Regions from separate parts of the Homo sapiens genome. Here region 1 is linked to region 2. A link is an interaction called in ENCODE POLR2A ChIA-PET data of the cell type or tissue named here. Cell type or tissue: HCT116. All regions are shown on one strand.

Region 1 (2,500 bases), 2.0 Mb after region 2:
TTGTTTTGTCCTTGCTGAATCCTCAGCACCTAGCAGATGCTCCAGAAATATTAAGTGAATAAATGGATATTCTCTTCCTTCCTCCCACCTTCCCTCCCTTGGTCACAGATGGTATTAGATCAGATGTCTCTGCCCTTCCAAAGTATGAAAAAAAAAAAGAGAAAAACTTGAACTGTCAGTAAATACAAAACACAGTTAACGGGCTTCAAGACAAAGGGCATGTCCAAACCAGGGACAAATAATGTTGCCTAGGCCTCTTTACCCACACTATAACTCCTTCCTGAGTTTGAGGTGTCCAGACTCTGTTTCCTTTTTTTAAAAGTGTTCATGTGGCTTGTCCCTGCAGCATGAAGGCACCTTCTCTGCTTTCCAATATTTTGGTATTATAGACTGACTACTGGGTGTCAGACTCCATGCTCTGTGCTGGATGGTACACAGGATGTGCTTACAGCTTACCGGCAGAGACAATCACCCACCACCAGGCTCAATATACTATAACATGGCAAAGGCTAAGATGGAACTATATCCTGTGGCCGGCGGGGGGAGGTCCCAAAAAGCGGGGAGACATATAATCCCAGCTGAAAGTTCAGAGAACACTTCCCAGAGACATCTTGAAAGATAACTGAGTGAGCTGGGCCAAGACAGAGCAGGAGGGAGCTCCAGTCAGAGCTCAGCCTAAGCAAATGCAGAGTTATGAAACAGCATGACATATTCAGGGAACACAAGGAGGTTTGTATTATCAGAACGTAAGCTATAGGGCTCGGCATCTCTCATGTGCTATACGAAGGGGCTTGGACTTGTGGAATTGATCTAATTTGTTTTCAGATTGATCATCCTAATGGAGGGTGGTTTTAATCCAGGCTTATTAAAGATTTAGAAGGCCAATTAAAGGAAGACTCAGGGAGATTATTTAAAATGTTTTTGAGGGAGAGAGAATTCCCTAACGACTTAAGCTTAGATGGCACACCTGGCCCTTTCCACATGATAACAGGAGGGGACATAGACCCTTCAGAAACCTGTGTAGCCTAGAGGCCCCCTTAGAATCAGGCATATAACCTAGAGAGAGACTAGGTGGTCTGTTCCAGTCCATGGTCAACCTACAGGGTTCACTCCAGGTCTGGCCAGCCTCCTAAGACCAGAGAATCCCTTAGGAGGTAAATAATCAATTTTGAGGTTCCTTGAAATTCAAACTCACCCAAGACCCCTGTTGACATTTCAGAGCCCACTGAGTACAACCAAAGTCCTAATAATTAGGAATCAAGACTGGGCACAGTGGCTCACACCTGTAATCCCAATGCTATGCAAGGCTGAGGCCGGAAAGTCAATTGAGCCCAGGAGTTTGAGACCAGCCTGAGCAACATAGTGAGACCCCATCTCCACAAGAAATACAAAAATTAGCTGGGCATGGTGGCACATGTCTGTAGCCCCACCTGCCCCACCTACTCAGGAGGCTGAGGTAGGAGGATCATTTGAGCCCAGGAGGTCAAGGCTGCAGTGAGTCATGATTGCATCACTGCATTCCAGCCTGGGCCACTCAGCAAGACTTTGTCTCTAATTAAAAAAAATAAAATAAAACAAATAAAAATTTTAAAAATTAGGACTCAACTAACCCCCTCCCAAGGGATCCTCTAGACCAGAGGTTGCAGCCCATTGTATCTGTCATGGATGTTTTATTCCTCCCATGTAATATTAAAAACAAACTGAAACTACTTAAAATCCTTGCGAACATATAAAAATCAGATTTCACATCAAAATTTAGGTTCCGGTGGCCGGGAGCGGTGGCTCACACCTGTAATCCCAGCACTTAGGGAGGCCGAGGTGGGTGGATCACGAAGTCAGGAGATTGAGACCATCCTGGCTAACACGGTGAAACCCTGGCTCTACTAAAAATACAAAAAATTAGCTGGGCGTGGTGGTGGGCACCTGTAGTCCCAGCTACTCAGGAGGCTGAGGCAAGAGAATGGTGTGAACCATAGAGGCGGAGTTTGCAGTGAGCTGAGATTGCGCCACTGCACTCCAGCCTGGGCAACAGAGCGAGACTCCATATCAAAAAAAAAAAAAAAAAAAAAAAATTTAGATTCTGCCTTCTCTTTCTAAAATTCTGAAAATAGTGTCCTGCCCTGCTATTTGGAAATAGCAAGCTAGAGTGAAACAGCAGCTCCAGTCCCCTCCAGTCCTCCTTCCTCTCAAGGGGACATAATCTCATTTGCCAGTCCCTCATGGCCTTTACAGGTGACCTGATCTTCAGAGACTGACCCTAAACATTCTTGGATGTCTCCTCCTCAATCAAATCATAGTCCCCAATCTCCAGTCTGGGTTTTTCAGGTGACCAAACTGATCATTTCTTTCGAGATTAAGGAGTCCTACCAATAAGCTCTCCCCTGCTAACTATCCAAGGCCAGTATTTGGCTAGGCATGGAAGACACCTTGGAAAAGGAAGGCAGCATAGGCACTACCCGAAGGAGAGGACAAAGAAAAGTGTAGACTCAGGTAAGGAGAG
Region 2 (2,500 bases):
ATTATCTCTTTTTTTCAGACAGTGAGAGTTCATGTCAACACTTCCAGTTTACCTCTAGTTCTACTAATTATGTTTATCTTCTCTAAATTTGATGCACCATGCTATATATTCTTCATACCAAATCATTTGTCTGATTTACACTCTTGCCCTCACATTTTAAAGTTTGTTTACCTTTTCTCTTTTGACTTTTGGCTCTAATATTTGAATTGGCTCCAAAGTGTACATGTCTGTGTGCAGCTCCTCCATACCACTCAAGTACTGACTATTTAAAAGGAAAAAGCAATCTCAACCTCTCTCCAGAGAACCACCAGAAAGATACACAGGCTTAAGATAACTGGCATCTCAGAAGAAATCTCAGGCAATAAGTAACTATTGTAGCAACAAATACAATACAGAAAATACAAGCTTCACAGGTTTTATATAAAAATCTCCTCTAACTCTGTATTTTCACGATCACCAGAGTCATTATTTAATTTGTATCATAGGTAGTTTTAGTTTTGAACTATTATTTCCTTTGGATAAATAGGTATTCATTTATCCAAATGAATTCCAACTTTAAAATATCCAATGAAGAATATCAGAAAATGGTCTGTCTGAGCGAGTGTGACAGGCACACCAGCCTCCATCCCAGAGCAGATCCCAAGATACCCAGTCCTATCTTCAGCTTCTCCTATTGCAGTCAAGAATTTACCCCACTTGTGAGTGACCTGCTGGGTGACACATGCCCATATGAGCCAAGAAGATGGGCCCACCAGCCTTCTCTCCACAGCAGATCCCAAAGACACCAAGTCTCCACTCCAACCCCAGTTACTGCTGCTGGGAGTCATGGAACGGTCTGCTGGGAGGCATGATCAGCTGGGACACTGGGACAGTCTTCTAGACTGTCTTCTGGAGGTTCTTGGCCAGAATCCCCACACAGCCCCCATATCCTCCTTGGATCTTCCCCAGATCCATCTGGGGTGGAAATCTGTGGCAATCTTGGAGCTCTTGAGAGACTTAAGGCAAGCCTAGGCTTAGAGGGTCCCCTACTGGTGAGATGGCTGCAGTGGTCACAGACTCAAGGAACACAACAATTAGTCTGCTTAGAATCTCTGAAAGTCTCTCTGAAGTAGGACAGGTAAAACAGACTGAGAAGACTGAAGTACATACCTCATCTCTCAATGCACAGACATTGTCATACTTCCACAAGCATCAAGAACATTGAGAGAAATATGATCTCAACAAGCAGACAAAATAAGGTGCCTAACCGTAAAGTAATGGAGATGTGTGATCTCTCAAAGAATCAAAATAACTGTTTTAAGGAAGCTCAACAAACTTCAAAAATCACAGAAAATCAATGCAAAAACTTATCAAAGCAATTTAACAGAGAGATTGAAATAATTTTTGAAAGTCAAGCAGCAATCCTGCAGCTGAAAAATACAACGAATAGAACGGAAAATGCACTAGAGATCATCAAAAGCAGAATTGATCAAGTAGAAGAAAGAATCAGTGAGCTCAAAGACAGACTATTTGAAAATACACAGAAGACAAAAACAGGAAAAACTGAAAAAGAATGAGCAAAGCTTACAAGATCTATGGGACAACATCTAAAGAGTAAATATTCATGTTATTGGAATTCAAGAGAGAACTGAGAAAAAAAAAAGGTGTAGAAATCTGATTCAAACATATAATAAAATGTTCCGAATGGAGAAAGATATAAATATCAAGATACATGAAAGCCAAAAGTCACTGATCAGATTCAACCCAAAGAAGAATAACAAATTCACAAAAGCCACAGACGAAAAAAGGATCCTGAAAGCAACAAGAGAAAAGAAGCAAATAACATGTAATGGAGATCTAATATGACTGGCAGCAAACTTCTCAGCAGAAATCCTACAGTCCAGGAGGAAGTGAGATGATATATTCAGAGTACTGAAGGAAAAAAAATGCCAACCAAGAATACTGCATTCAGCAAGATTATCCTGCGAAAATGAAGGAAAGATAAAGAATTTCCCACATAAACAAAAGTTGAGGGAATTTATCACTACCAGATCTGTCCTACAAGTAATGATAAATGGAGTTCTTCAAACCAAAAGAAAAGGATATCAATGTGATTGTTATTGTACTTGTGGTGTTTAAACCACTTATATCGTTAGTAAGAAGACTAAAAGATGAAACTAATAAAATTTTAATTACAACAATTTGTTAAGAGTTAGAGTTTCTTCAAACCAAAAGAAAAGGATGCCAATGTGATTGTTATACAGATATTGTACTTTGCTGTTTAAACCACTTATATCTTTAGTAAGAAGACTAAAAGATGAAACTATTAAGAATGATAATTACAACAATTTGTTAAGGGTTAGGCAATATAAAAAATGCAAATTGTGATACCAAAATTTTAAAATCTAGGGGCAGAAAAGCGCTAATGTGTGCAGAGTTTTTTCTTGGTTTGTTTGTTTTCCTTTTTTGCAATTATAGTTAAGTTGGTATTAGTTTTAAGTATTTGTTATAACTATAGAAT

Evidence for each region. Peaks named below come from ENCODE experiments on the same cell type or tissue, not always from the same donor. Only the 100,000 strongest peaks of a DNase experiment are listed, where the experiment ranks them.
Region 1: POLR2A ChIA-PET joins it to region 2 with 5 read pairs; 1 of 35 experiments calls an interaction of 5 or more read pairs at or near these places.

The regions. Positions count from the first base shown.
Region 1 is chr11:110,472,049-110,474,548 of GRCh38, reverse strand. No RefSeq gene overlaps it. Among named protein-coding and RNA genes, the nearest start is that of FDX1, 43 kb to the right of the region's middle. In HCT116, no CTCF peak of the experiment used is centred here; a DNase peak (open chromatin) is centred at 1,481.
Region 2 is chr11:112,439,240-112,441,739 of GRCh38, reverse strand. No RefSeq gene overlaps it. Among named protein-coding and RNA genes, the nearest start is that of LINC02763, 42 kb to the left of the region's middle. In HCT116, a CTCF peak has its summit at 1,031; a DNase peak (open chromatin) is centred at 1,029; H3K27me3 peaks cover 1,113 bases.